Linked DNA regions of Homo sapiens: region 1 is linked to region 2. A link is an interaction called in ENCODE POLR2A ChIA-PET data of the cell type or tissue named here. Cell type or tissue: MCF 10A. All regions are shown on one strand.

The links. Peaks named below come from ENCODE experiments on the same cell type or tissue, not always from the same donor. Only the 100,000 strongest peaks of a DNase experiment are listed, where the experiment ranks them.
Region 1: POLR2A ChIA-PET joins it to region 2 with 7 read pairs; 2 of 35 experiments call an interaction of 5 or more read pairs at or near these places.

Annotation. Positions count from the first base shown.
Region 1 is chr6:50,093,462-50,101,461 of GRCh38, reverse strand. It overlaps LOC100505985 (a long non-coding RNA gene), which reads right to left and starts at 7,854. Exons shown (of 2, transcript NR_187616.1): 1 at 7,631-7,854; 2 at 2,179-2,750. In MCF 10A, no CTCF peak of the experiment used is centred here; no DNase peak of the experiment used is centred here.
Region 2 is chr6:50,021,331-50,029,330 of GRCh38, reverse strand. DEFB110 (defensin beta 110) reads left to right here and starts at 7,337. Exons shown (of 2, transcript NM_001037497.2): 1 at 7,337-7,450. The coding sequence starts at 7,396. In MCF 10A, no CTCF peak of the experiment used is centred here; a DNase peak (open chromatin) is centred at 3,870.

The DNA of each region.
Region 1 (8,000 bases), 72 kb before region 2:
CTCTCTCTAGTGTTTCTCAAGAGTAAACATGTCTCTGAGGTTCAAATAATGTGTCTCAGGAGCTATCAAAAATCTAAACAAAATTTTATATTTTGGGAGGTTTTAGGTTTTAAAATGATAATCTAGAAAATCTTTACATTTTTGATCATTTTAATGGCCCCTTCATGATTTGCTAGTGCCATGCAATTTCAGTATCCGTATTTTCATTTGTGCTTACAGTCACAAAGAGAAAAAGAATACTTTATCAATGACCTTGGGCTAATGAGAAAAGCATAGAACAGAAAGCATTTAATATGCAAATAATTTCTTACAACAAATGAAGGAGAAATAATATTAAGACACATGATAAGAACTAGAAGTTTTGGTTGTTATTGTTGCTTTTATGTAAATGGAAAGAAAGTAGTGGGAGAATTACATTATCACATAGGATTCAGTGCATGATCTTGTGTGATAGCTGTGTTATATTCATATTGCTGGCAGCAATTGTTTTGCAGAAAAGTGACTTCTTCAGTCATATAAAATAAATTTTCTTGTTTCTATTTTTTCATTTGTAAATTCACTTGCATTTAACATATAAATTTATTTGGCTTTTAGAGTTGTATAATAGTATCCATCATAAAGAATTTGTACCAATTTTATGTTTACACATATTTAATTAAAATAAAATGATTCATGTTAAAATTGAACATCTTTGAGAATTAGTTATTTTTTAATGGGTAAAAATTTTATTCAAGTTTGATGAATACCGCAATATTGTAATATACTCATGATATAAAAAATTAAATGATCTGTGGGGAAAAAAACTTGATATTTTAGCCATCATGAACAGAAAGGGGTCTGTCTAGGTATCATGAAAATAAGTTCAAGATCTCTTGTGTTATATATCAAAGAACATGTAGTAGTTAATATCACAGCATCACCTGAAAGTAATTTCAAACAACACCAAAAATGTCAAGTGAATTAATTCATCATTTTGAAAGACCACATATTTTACAGCAATACTTTTACTTTTAAATTAAAGCATTGCAAAAAATGAATGATAAATGCCATGCTCCTTTCATAGTTCACATTTTTTATATAAGGTTTATTCAGTTTGTAAAATTAAACATAATTGGCCATTTCATATTGACTGAAAGGTACAAAATTATATTTTGCTTCTTAATAATAAAAATGATATTTTCAAAGACTTCTATCAATGTAAATATTCCCTAATTTTCAAGATTTAAATTTGAAGACAGATGACAATAAAGGAGGGAAAAAAGAAGGGAGATAGAAAAACAAGACAGAAGGGGTGAATTTGTAATGCTTGAAGTACTTCATAGCTTCCAATTTCCCTGAAGTTGAAGTGTTTATGTGGCAGCCTAGCTTTCTCTACTATCTCTAGAGAGAGAAGAGCAGAAAGACAGACAATGGTTGATGAGCCTAAACCACAGGTATTTTGCTGTTCTGAATAAAGGTGGTTTGGAAGTTCTCCCCTGAAGCACAGCAAAGCACAGCATGTTCATGGCGGCTTGAATTTTATCTGCTCTGACCCGGATATCTGTAAGTGAAAAGAAGCTAAAGCAATGTATGTGAATGCATCTATCCAGAGAGAGAATGTCAAGGTATTTTTAAAAATAATTCCCCAAGATTTATCTGAATTTCCATGGTCTGTTATCAGTTCTAGTAATTGCTGATTATAAGTTATCTAACATTAAGGCCATATGCCAGAGACAGCTGAAATCTCAGTAGTGAACATAACTATCTAGAAACTAGATTGTGAAGGAAAAGGTCAAACTATATGATGAAAATATGGAATAAAAACACATGGTAGGTAACATTTTTAGGAAAAAGAGAAGCTCACCAAGATATAGAAGTTTATAGGCACAATCTAAGAAAAATAAAGTAAAATGGTTCATGCAACTAAGACATACATGAATTTAAATCACTGGTCTTTTACATTAGCAGCAATATCTTCAAGAACAAGACAAAGTAAACACATTTATGACTAACACTTTTTCAAATTAGCTGTAGAATAAATTATTATTAAATAAGGAAATCATGCTTTTAAATATTAACAAAGTATTTTCAAAATCTTTTCGGTAAATTACATTATTAAAGACCTAATGAGCTCCAAAGTTGTAACCTAAATTCTGGTGTTTATGACTAGAATTTCTTCATAATCACGGAACCATCAACTGTTATTTAGAATTTAGTCTTTTTATTTGTATATAGGTTTTTGAGTACAGTACAGTTTTCTATAGGAGAATTTAATTTGTATATCAAGGTACATTTAGTAGACATTTCCAGCATGTGAGAATTTGTATTTCAGCATATCTGCAGGAGCCAATAAAGATAGAGTATAAATCTCCCAAATCATTCCCTTTAGTCATAGCATATTATAATGTCTTTGGAATTTCAAGGACTAGATTCAATAGAGCAAGTGATTCAGTAGGTAAATTTTTATTTATTTCTATTATTCTCCTTCTCTTCCATCATGGATTATGTTCTCTATATTCCAATTTGAATAATAATCACATTTTAATTTATCTTTCCCTGAACAGCCCGTTTACCCTAACCTCAGTCATGCTAACTGGCTCTCACCCTGCATTGATTAAGAGCTCCCAGAGATAACAGAGTGTGCAGGAGCATGAATAATCTCCTTGCTTCTCAAGTCAATTCTTGTGCATCTCCGCAGTCTGGCAATAACACCCACAATTTGAGTAGTGAGGGGCTAGCTGTGAACTCTCCAATAGCATATGTATGACCTTCTGTTGAAAAAATAAACATAGAAAAAATTAATATTAATATAATGAACTGTTTCCCTAGAAGAAGAAAATACTTGAACATTTTCTACTTCTGCTCCAGCTCTTCACTGGTGACAGAGAACTATGCTTAACAATCAAATTGGGCAATTACCAGCAGATTTACGGCCTAAATCTAATGAAAGTAAAGCTGTTATCAGTGTTAGAAAACTACAGGAAATTGCAAAGAATTGAGGTGTTTTTGATATGCTACCAACTGGGGCTGGCCGGTAATAAAACCTTCATCTCTATACTTCACTGTCACAGTCTTAGCTCAGTTACTCATCATTCCTGTCACTGAAGCAGTCCCCACACTGGTCTCTCTGTCACCAAACTTTTTACTTTCCATCCCTGCTCCATTTTGCTTTTAAAATTATCCCAATTCACAAATCTGATCACATCTTAGTGAGACTCGGAGATGAATTTCCGTTAGAAGTAAGTGTAAGCTTCTTAGTCTGGTAAGAAAGCGACTCCTTTATTTTGTCCCAGCCTGATTTTCCAGGATTATTTCTCAACATAGTCATCCCCCGACAAGCCTCCCTCATAGCATTCACCCTATGCTCTAGATGCTTGCGATAATTTGGCACTCTCACTCATATTTCAGGCTCATGCTGTTCTTCTTAACTGAAGTGTTCTCTTTCCTATCCTGGTCAGTGTAATCACTTAACAAGACTGAGCACAAAGACATTATAATGTGTGTATCAAGTATTGTATTAGAATTATTTGTGTTTTTTTCTAACAGATTCTGAGATCCAGAAAGGTACAGACTTTATGATTTTATTCTCTTACTTTTATTCTTCTACCTCCCTAAATTAAATTTATAAACAAGATTAGTGTCCAAATATTTTTACCTATTTAGCAAGTCAAAACTCTGCAGATGATAAGAAAATTTTTGTTTTGTATTGAGAACATGAGAATAACATAATTAAAATAAATAAAGTTGCTACTCATGTACAAAGGTACACAACACTACTAATTTCTTATTCATAAGTTTTTTTCTCCAGAAATGCATACAATAAAACTGGAACCTATTTTTATGCTAACAATTATGATATTAATTATTTTTAAGAAAGTCAGGCACAATGAAAGGAGGAGAAGTTTGAAAATCAGAAAGCTTTCAGCTCAAATTTTATTTTGCCACACACTAGATATCAGACCTAGAGAAAGTCATGTAACTCCTTGTATATGAAATACGCAAAATGAGGATTAAAATATTTACTTCTCAAGGATGTTTGAAGGATCAACTCAATAAAATTGGGTTAAAGGGTAAGAAATCACCAATATTCTACCGTGTTTATCTACAGATACAGGATAGTTTTCCTTATGGAAGTCACTATTGCCTTGAAACTAACCAATTAACTAGTAAACAAGTCATACGTATAAGAACTATTCTCTATAGCATAGATGCTTAACAATGGTCAGCCTTAGACAGATGATAGATTACAGTGATCGAATGATGTGATGATGATGACTAGAACATGGATTGCTCCTTCAATCTTGAGCATCATTGCTCATCCAATCTGGCAACCAAGGCCTGTGCTTCAACTTTGCTCTGCTTGTGCTTGAGAAATATAGCAAAACTGGCTGGCTGAGTCACAACTTGGGCCCACGGAACTAACTAGTCAATTGGGTTGTTAACCTGCCTCAGGTATGAGAACCAACGGCTGCAAAGCCAGGTGAAAGTCTACATTAAATTCAATCAATTTTGAGACTCTACTATAAGTTGATATTGTTAGCACAGCAAAAAAAAAAAAAAAAAAAAAAAAAAAAAAAGACAAGTCATCTTCAGCCCCTGCCTTTAAAAAGCTTACAGATAGCTGTTACACAAGACAGGCAGTAATGTGCTTAAAATGAAATATAAGAGTGACTCTCAGAGGGTAGGGAGAAAGAGAGAAAGACTTGTTTGACTATTGGGATCAATACACATTTGCAGCCTTTAGGAAGCTTGTGGTTTCTGTATCTATGCCTTGTTATTGGTTGAATTTCTTACATAATTCAAACCATTCATTTAAATGAAATTCTGCACAATTTATGAACATAGTATAACAAAGAAATGTTGCTGATTTTTTTTCTCTCAGTGTCTCTGTCCCTTGAATACTCTCTGCTCTTTTTTTCTCTCTCTCAAAATAACATGTAAATGAACTGCCAGACTTCATTCCAAGTCAGCAAAGTGAGCAGATTTTATGTAATCCCTTGGCTCCTGGAAACTGCTCTATATCCAATAAGTAAAGGAGGCAAATATTTCACCAGTGTGTTATGACTGGTGGTTTGCAGGGTCATTTGGGTGTTTACAAAGTTAGAAAAGTGTATGAGGTGCTAAAGAGCAATTCAACATAAACAACATTATTCCTTAATGACATGATTTTTAAATGTTCCATAAACAATATTATTCTTTGATGACATGGTTTAAAAGTTATTAAAAGATGTTTGAGGTCAATTGTTACATTACTTATGGAAAGTGCCTATAAATATTGAACGAAGAATTTGATTTTTATAAGATTATAAAATGAAGCTATATTTCTATAAACTATCTAGAAAAAAAAACCTCAGGAAAATGAACTTTTCCTTCATTTTTTAACATTCACATCTTAAATGTTTTTTACTTAAGTTTTTAATTTGCAGTATAAAATGCACTGAAGAGAATATTAGCCATTTTCATAATGTGTCTTAAAAATAATTCTCTTTTGAAACTAGGAAAGGAAATCTTTAACCAAATATTCCGTTAGAAATATAGATATACTGAAGAAAAACAATTTGTAGGAAACTTGCCTTTATGCTTCCCTTCACTGTTTAAGTTCAAATTCCAGTCACTCAAATTGCAAAGTTTAATATGAAAATGATGGTAGAAATAGGCTCCAATGAATTTTACTACATTTTCCAGGCACAACCTCATAAGTTTTGTGGTGAGATGTAGTTTTGTTTTGATGATGACACACTTTGTTTTTTATTTAGAAACATGTCTCTTTAACCTACAGTGATATAGTGATACTTTCAAAATGAGCATTTTCAGAACTCATTTCAATTCAATAAATATTGCTCTTCAGATTGTCCCTTAAACGAAAATTGTCTCTTAATGCATAGTTTGAAACAAAACAAAATTTACAAGGAGTTGTTATTTTAAAATCTGTATACAATACACAATTCCTCAAATTTCAATTCTAATTATTTTTTTCTGAAAACCCACAACTTCCTCAAGACCTTGTGAAGATATAATGTATTGCCATTGTGCAATAAATAAGATAATCCAACAGTGAAATAAATTTCAATACAAAGTATGAGGAGTTGATGAAAGCAGAAGACATGAGGAATTTAAAAACAGAAAACTGCTAGACTCCAAGCATAAATATCCAACCATAGAGGCACATGTTTCAAAGCTTTTTAACTTTCCTTATTTAAAGAATTTCTTTACTGGGACACTTTATATTCAGCATTTCTCCCCTTAAAATAGAAAATGAGGAAAGAAGTAAAATATTAAATAGTAAAAGTATTTTAATTGTATAAGGGCTTTGGGTATTGAAAAAAACGAATTTCCTTAAAAATAATTTAAAAAATCTTCAGGATGATTTCTATTTCTACTTGCATTATATTATGTCTATGGGAGAAAAATTACTTCTTTGAACTTGTTTAAAGGAGTAATTGTTTAAACTTTTTAAGTATGTGCAGTTAGAATTTTTTTAGAATTGTTATTAGTATACTGAGCATATCTAATTTCAACAGGGCAAAATGACAAATATTAGTACAGTTTAAAAAGAAAACAAAGAGAAATGGTTCTCACTCATTCTTTATGTGTGTTGTGGATTTTTATATCAGTGTAGTTTGAGCGATATACATGGAACTTTAAAATGTATATTGTTTAGTTTTAAGCAACTAAAAACATTCAGACCTACCATTAGTTTAATGATTATCCTCAGTTTGTAGAAGATTCATTACCCACAGTAAGAAAATATGCTCACGTTTCTGCCTTGGGTTAATATTCCTTACTGGAACTTCAATGTATAGTGAAATAATTGCCTACCCTTCATATTTCAAGATTAAAATCAAATCTGAGGTATCTTTACAATTTGAAAGAAAAATTTCTTATTTCAAACTACAAATGAAGACATGCCGAACTAATAGCAAATTGTTTGCTTTTAACAATGTGTGTGTTGTGTGTGTCTGATATATATATTAATATGTGTGTATCTGATATATAATATATATTAATATATATATGACAAGTATATATATATATATATACACACACACACACAACACACACACACACGGCATGCAGTACACAGGAAACATTGGTGAAGCTTCCAAACTGTAAAATATTGTGAAGAGTTGACTCCTATTGGCTAGAAGCTATAGAATATCATGGCCAAACTGGAAGCTTGACACTAACAGTTTATTTTTTAAAAATTTCAAAATTAGCTAAAATAACAGACACACAAGCATATATTATACCCTGAACAGGGATAATAACCAAATATATGTGTGCAAGATCTAAAGACGGAGAGGAAATTTAGGGTCTATGTTTTTATTTGCTTAAAAGCAAACAATGTACAATTCAAAGTTCCAAAGCATATTTGCACAGACATTGTAATTATTAGCTCACTTTATCTCTGCTGGCTCAAAGTACTTCTCAGCTTTTTAATCACTTCTCTACTGGCACAGCTAATGTGCCTACAAGTTGTCTAGAATTTTAATATTGCTAAATTTAGTGATGCAAGTTGTGATTAAATTGTTGAAACTTGTTTAATGCAAACCCTGATTGAAAAGAATACATGCTTATTTAAGGAAAATGTACAACTTTGCAAAAATTATATAGAGCTATATATAGTCCCACATTTAACAGCTTTACCAACCTGCAAAAAAGTTGGTTCTTGTAGAAAACTGCCAGGCTATGTAGTCTGAAATCTGGAGTCGTAATACCAGAGAGCTGTCAGTCAGCCATCCATCCATCTAATTGGCTTCTTACCATCTTTCCATCATGTTTTTTTTATAACTGGTCGCCTCTGGCTAAAATGCAAATCATGAGGAAGAGCCGTCTAGAAAAAGCTGCTGCTTTCTTAATTATCTGTCAGAATATGGACCAGTGGACCCAGGGCCGCACTGTAGAGTTATGCTAAGCAGCAAGGCATCATGGGAATTGGAGTGACAGCTCATTTTCCTCCTGTGTTTTCTGTGTTCGAATGACAATGCAGAAATATGGGTTTTCCCACACTTTCTCTGAAC
Region 2 (8,000 bases):
CAGGACTTTCCAAATATGAGATCATATCATCTGCAAACAAGGAGAGGATAATTTGACTTTTTCCTTTCCAATTTGGATGGTCTTTATTTCTTTTTCTTGTCTCATTACTATTTGTATGACTTCAGTACTATGTTGAACAACAGTGGGGAAAATGAGTCTCCTGGTTGTGTTCCCTATCTTAGAGGAAGATTCAGCATGAGAGCTGTAGGTCTGCTGAATATAGCTTTTATTATGTTGAGGTATGTTCCTTGTATACCCAGTTTTTTGAAGGTTGTTATCATGAAAAGATGTTGAATTTTATCAAATGCTTTTTCAGCATCAATTGAAATTATCATATGATTTTTGTCCTTTATTCTGTTTACATGATGTATCACACTCATTGATTCAAGTATGTTAAACCATACTTGCATCCCAGGGATAAATCCCACTTGGTCATGATGAAAGATCTTTTTAACGCATTGTTGAATTCAGTTTGCTGGCATTTTGTTGAGGATTTTTGTATCAATATTCATCAATGATATTGGCCTATAGTTTTCTTTATTTGTTATGTCTTTGTTTGATTTTGGTATCATGCCTCACAAAATGATTAGGAAGTATTCTCTCCTCCTCTATTTTTCATAATAGTTTGAGTAGGATTGGTATTAATTCTTCTTTAAATGTTTTGTAATATTCAGCAATGAAGCCATTGAGTCCTGGGCTTTTCTTTGTTGTGAGACTTTTTATTACGGCTTCAGTCTCATTACTTGTCTGTGGTCTGAATTTCTTCCTGGGTCAATCTTGATAGGTTATATGTGTCTAGAAATTTATTCATTTTTCTAGATTTCCCAATATAATGGCATATAGCTGCTTATAGTAACCACTAATGATCCTTTGAATTTCTACACTACCAATTGCAATGTCTCCATTTTCATCTTTGATTTTATGTGTTTGGGTGTTCTCTCTTTCTTTCTTAGTTTGGCTAAAGAGTTGTCAAATTTTTGTAAACCTTGAAGAAACCAACTCTTTGTTTCATTGATCTTTTGTATTTTATTTCATTTATTTTTCATCTGATCTTTATTGTATCTTCTACTAATTTTGGGTTTGGTTTGCTCTTGCTTTACTAGTTCTTTAAGATACATTGTTAGGTTGTTTATTTGAAGTTTCTCCACCTTTTTGATGTAGGCACTTATAGCGATAAACTTCTCTCTTAGTATTGCTTTTGCTGTATCTCATAGGTTTTGATATGTTGTGTTTTCATTATCATTTATTTCAGGAAAAATTTCAATTTTCTTCTTAATTTCTTCATTGACCCACTGGTCATTCAGGAGCATATTGTTTAATTTCCATGTGTTTGTATAGTTTCCAAAATTCCTCCTGCTGTTGATTTCTAGTTTTATTCCATGGTGGTCAGAGAAGATGCTTGATATAATTTTAATTTTTTGAATGTTTTAAGACTTCTTTTGTGACCTAACATATGGTCTATCCTTGAGAATGATCCATGTGCTTACAAAAAGAATGTGTATTCTGCCTCCATTGGAGGAAATATTCTGTAAATGTCTATTAGATACATTTTGTCTATAGTGCAGATTATATCTGATGTTTATTTGTTGATTTTCTGTCCAAGAGATCTGTCCAATGCTGAATGTGTGGTGTTAAAGTACACAACTATTATTTTACTGGGGCCTATCTCTCCCTTTAGCTCTAATAATTTTTTTTCATATGTGGGGTCTCCAGTTTTGGGTTCATACTTACAATTAATATGTTCTCTTGCTGAATTGACCCCTTTATCCTTATATAATGACCTTCTTTGTCTCTTTATAAAGTTTTGGCCTTGAAATGTATTTTTTCTCATGTAAGTATAGCAATTCTCAGTCTTTTTTGGTTTTCGTTGGCATGGTATATATTTTCCCATCCATTTATTTTTAGTCTATGTGTGTCATTATAGATGAAGTGTGATTCTTGTAGAAAACAGATTATTGGGTCTTGTTTTTTTGTTTGTTTGTTTTTGTTTTTGTTTTGAGACAGAATTTCACTCTTGTTGTCCAGGCTGGAGTGCAGTGGCGCGATCTCAGCTCACTGCAACGGGTTCAAGCGATTCTCCTGCCTTAGCCCCCTGAGTAGCTGGGAATAAGAGCTGGTATCTCAGGCTCGCGCCACCACACCTGGCTAATTTTTTTTAATTTTTAGTAGAGATGGGGTTTCATCATGTTGGCCAGGCTGGTCTCAAACTCCTGACCTCAGGCGATCCCCAAAGTGCAGGGATTATAGGCATGAGCCCATAAGCCACCACGCTCGGCCTGTTTTTTTTTTGTTTGTTTGTTTTTAATCAATTCAGCCACTCTATGTCTTTTGATTGGAGACAAGTAAGTACTTATTCCTGCTATTTTGCTACTTGTTTTCTGGTTGTTTTGTGGTCTTTCCTTTCTTCCTCTCTTCCTTTTAGTGGAGGTGATTTTTTCTGGTGATATGATTTAATTTATTGATTTTTATTTTTGTACATCTGTTATATGGTTTTTGATTTGAGGTTACCATGAGGATTGCAAATACAACCTTATAACTCATTATTTTAAGCTGGTAACAACACTGTTTGCATAAAAAAAAACTAAACAAGCAAAAATAAAATGAATTAAAACTCTACACCCCAACTTCATCCTCCTGCTTTTAAATTTTTGTTATTTCTATTTATATTTTATTGTACTATGTCTTGATGGTCTTAGAAAAGATTTGGAATAATACTCTGGATTACCTAGTAGAGACTCTTCTTCTCTTCTGTTACCTTCTCCCAAACAAATGGAGTATCTCTCTTTTCTGAGCTAACTGTAGCTGGGGATGAGGTGACACAAACACCTCTGCCGCCACCACCACTGGGACTTCACTGGATCAGACCTGAAGCTAGCATAGCACTGGGTCTTACCCAAGGCCCTCTGTAACCACTAGCTGGCTACCACTTATGTTCACTCAAGGTCCTGGGTCTCCACAATCAGCAGATGGTGAAGCCAGTTAGGCTTGTGTCCTTCCCTTCAGGGTGGCAAGTTCCCTAAAGCCCTGATGTGGGGAGGTATCCAGAGGTACCACCTGAGTGCCAGGGACTGGAGTCAAAAACCTTAGACGTCTACCTGATATTCTATTATACTGCAGCTTAGCTGACACTCAAACCCCAATACACAGCTCTTCCCATTCTTCCCTCCCCTTTCAACAGTCAGAGGAGCCTCATCCCATAGGCACTACTACCACAGGCCCACAGGGAATACTAACAGTCTACCATGGATGTTCCTTTAAAGTCCAGGGGCTCTTTAGTCAGGTTGTGGTAAATGCCACCAGGCCTGAGACTCACCTTTAAGGACAGTGCTCTTCCCTCTTTCCAACAGCTTGTCCAGAAATGCAACCCAGGAGCCAAGGCCTAGAATCTGGGACCCCAAGAGCCTACTTGGTTTTCTACCCCTCTGCAGCTAAGCTGGTACCTAAGGTGCAAGACAAAGCACACTTTACCTTTCTCTCTGCTTTTCTTAAGCAGAAGGAGTCTCTCTCCATAGCCATCACTCCTGGGAATGTGCTAAGTCTTACCTGAAGCCAGCATATCTCAGAGTCTCTCCCAAGGCCCTCAGGTAATTTCCATTCAAGGCAGTGGGTTCACTTCCAGCTCAAGGTGTGTCTAGAAATGTCACTCAGGAGCTAGGGCCCGGAAAGGGGGCCTCGTGACTCTGGTTCCCTATCTACTGTGCAAAACAATGACCTCCTTACTCATCTCTCTCCTACCCTCACATGGAAGGAAGTATCTATTGGATCTGTGTGCTATGTAGCCTGGGGTTAGGGGAGAGGTGATGCCAGCATTCTCTTAGCCACCTCAACTGGTGTCTCAATAGGTCTCATGTTCCTCACATTCACTGGCTCTGAGCCCGGTTCAGCACTAGGACTCACATAGGAGTTGCAGTCCTTGTGGCCTAGACTGCCTTTCAAGTTTATTCGGAGCCCAGGGCACTTTAGACTATAGCGGCAAGGCTTGCCAAGAATCAAATTCTACCTTCTGGCTAGGGCTGGTTTCAATACTCCTTCCATGAGTGGGCATCAGCTGGGTTCAACCCAGTTTTGCTTTCTGCTATGTCAGAGCAGCACTGAGTTCAATGCAGTGTCTCACAGTTGCTGTTCTCTCCCTCTCTCAAGCACATGATTCTTTCTCTGCACCACTCAGCTACTGTCAAGGGATGAAAAAAGGGGGTGGTATCTGTGATTTAAGACTGTTTCTCCTACCCTCTTCCAGTGCCTCTTTCAGCATGAAATTAAAACCAGGTGCTGTGAGTGCTCACCTGATTTATTTATGAAGGTGCGTTTTCTTGTTTAGATAATTGTTAAATTGGTGCCCTTGCAGTTGGGGGTGGTAAGGGGACTATAAGTGAAGCCTTCTCTTCCACCATCTTGCTCCAACCTTCCTCAGTTTCTTGATAGTAAGTTTTGAAGTTAGGAAGTGTGAGTCCTCCAACACTGTCCTTTTTCAAGATGATTTCTGCTATTTAGGTTTCTTGCATTTTCATATGCATTCACTGTATCTCATAAGTTTTGGCACATTGTATTTTTGTTATTATTCATACTAAGCATATTCTAATTCATCTTTGGATTTACTTTTGAACCAGTGATTATTTTGGAGTATATTATTTAATTTTCAGTTATCTGTAAATTTTTTTTATTTTTCTTCAGTTACAGATTTTAAATTTATTCCATTGTAGTCAAAGAAGGTACCTTGTATAATTTCAATTTTTAAATATATTGACACTTGTTTTGTGACCTAATATATGACTATCATAGAGAATGTTCCATATTCATTTGAAAATAATGTGTATTTTGCTTTTGATAGATGGAATATTCTACAAGTATCTGTTGGTCTAGTTAGCGTACAAGGTTGCTAAAGTTTTTCTGTTTCCATACTGGTCTGTCTAGTTTTTGCATCCATTATTGAATGTGGGGTATTATTGACCTCAAGTATTATTTTTATTGTCTATCTATCTTTCCTTTCAATTCTGTCATGTATTACTTCTTGCATTTCAGAGCTTTAATGTTAGGTACACAAATATTTGTAATTTCTCTATATTCTTGATGAATTGACCATTTTACTATTATCCAATGTTATTCTTTGTCTCTGGTAACAATTTTTTTCTTAAAGTCTATTTTCTGTTATGTCAGTTTAGTCTCTCCAGTTTTCTTTTGCATAGGATATCTTTGTCCATTCTAATAGCAAAACCAATTGATAAGGGATAAATGCTCTGTATTAGAGATACAGTTATCTTTTTTTTTTCTTTTTAACCTTTGTCAATAGAGTACTTTCTATTCATAGGAATCCTTTCTTAGTCTTCTGTATGTTTTCTGACTGCAACAAGATGAAATCAATTCAAAATCAATTTGAAATCAATAACTGAACTCTTAATTTTAGTGCTCAATAATATTTGTTGAGTTAAGTGTTGCATAGTGATATACTGAAGTGGTCTTCCTCCTATCAACTAATGCTGCATTCTCAATTTTTCTTTTCTTTCCCAGAAAGGAAATAGATAACTCAAGTTCCCCATAATTGATTTAGTCCAAAAGTTGTTATTTTTATTTTATAATATGAAGCATTTGTTGCAAAGGATAACAATTACTAGGTAAATAAGTTCATCTATCTTGATTTTACTTTTCTCACCAGTAATGTGAGTATATTTGATTAGAAACTCTAAGCAGCTTTTAATTCTTTATTAATGTATGCTGCAGATTCTATGACTCTGTGAAACATTTTTCCTAGACATTATAGAATGAATGAGTTAGGTTTCCTAGACTAATATGTGGTCCCTTTCAGCAGCATTAGCATTCAATGATCTTGTTAGAAAAGCAAATTTTAGTCCCTATTCCAGATCTACTAAATCAGAAATGCCGGGGGTGGGACACTGCAATCTGATTTTAGCAAGCTTTCTAAGGGATTCTGATGCAGCTAAAGTTTAGGAACCACTGTCTTAAAAATTAACTATGTGGTAGGAAATAATTGATTAATTGATTTCTTTTTCTTTCTTTTTTTTTTTTTTTTTTTTTTTTGAGAGGAAGTCTCACTCTTTTACCCCAGGCTGGAGTGCAATGGTACAATCTTGGCTCATTGCAACCTCTGCCTCCCAGGTTCAAGTGATTCTCCTGCCTTGGACCCCTGAGTAGCTGGGATTACAGGTGCCTGCCACCATGGCCGGCTAATTTTTGTATTTTTAGTAGAGACGGGGTTGTTTCACCATGTTGGCCAGTCTGATCTAGAACTCCTGACCTCAGGTGATCCACCCGCCTCAGCCTCCCAAAGTGCTGGAATTACAGGTGTGAGCCACCACACCTGGCCAATTGTTTTTCTTTATAGCATCAGCTTCTGAGTACTGGGCAAAACTTCCAGCTCTTTCTCACATATCCAAAATAATAGTTTTTGCAAGCATGCAATTTAGATCAGATATGAAATTTTCAGTTCCATAAACAGAATTAAAACATTGAACCTGAAATTTTGAAATCAGATGACTATAGAAAATTTATGAATCATACAAAGACTTGGCCGGGCATGGTGGCTCATGACTGTAATCCCAGCACTTTGGGAAGCCGAGGCGGGTGGATCATGAGGTCAGGAGTTTGAGACCAGCCTGACCAACATGGTGAAACTCTATCTCTTTTAAAAATACAAAAATTAGTCAGGCGTGGTGGCAGGCACCGGTAATCCCAGCTACTCAGGAGACTGAGGCAGGAGAATCACCTGAACCTGGAAGGCAGAGGTTGCAGTGAGCTGAGATGGTGCTACTGCACTCCAGCCTGGGTGACAGAGCCAGACTCCATCTCAAAAAAAAAAAAAAAAAAAAAAGACATATAGAATATTTCTCACATTTTTAGTGAATCCAGAATTTACTGATTATTTAAATAATTGCATATTATATTAATTGAAATAAAGTTATTTAATCTCCCTGGTTCTCATTGTTTTATCAGCAAAACAAAACTGATCTCAATGGAAACTTTTTCTCTAAAATCTTATGATTCAGGCATTCAACAATTTTATACTAAGGCATTAGAATACTTAATATTACATATAACATAGAATAGAGGAGATGATTACTATAACATTTAGCAATCCAAACACATATCCCCTATAAATAAAATATCTTAAAAACTGTGTTGTTTTCATGAAAGTCTAGTTAAGGTTACACAGCAGGTTTTACTTTTATGAGAAAAATTTAATAATACTTTTTGAGTTCATGTTCTTTGAGGGTGGCACTATTCAACCAAGCATACAAATGTTCTTGCTCTTGATAAGCCTCAGTGGTTAAAAGTACTTCCCAGGAGAATCCACAAATAAAAGGGATCTCTGTTTCCTTATTTCAAAACAACTGACTTGAAAAAGGAGGTCTGTTGCCCCCTTTTTTTAAGAAACTCTCTACCATGAAGATTCAACTTTTTTTCTTTATTCTGCACTTTTGGGTCACAATTTTACCAGGTAATATGCAAATATTTGTGGGGATTTATACTAACAAATTTGAGAAGACATAAGTTGTTTCTTGATAAAAAATATGATAATAACATAGGGATTAAAACATCATTTCACAAAAATGTAATGTGGTATTTTAGATTGGACTCCAGAACAGATAATAAAGACAATAGTGAAAAACAGACAAAAATAACAAGTATGAAAACTGGCAAAATCTGAATAGCTTAGTAAATACTATTACATCAACATTAATTCGTTAATCTTAATTAACATTACCAAGTTTATGCAATATATAACATAAGTGGAAGCTGGCTTCCACCAACTTTGCAACTCTTCTGTGAATCTAAAATAATATCATAACAAAAAGTGATGTGAGACAGAAATGGAGAGAGATTTTACTTTGTTGAAAGTAATGATCAGAGACTTCAGACAGATTGGACTTGAACAATGTATTTGAAGGCAGAAATAATAATTATTGAAATATCGAAGTATCACTAGACCAGTGGTTCTCAGAGAGGAGTGAATTTGTGCTCAAGGGAACATCAGGCAACGTCTAGAG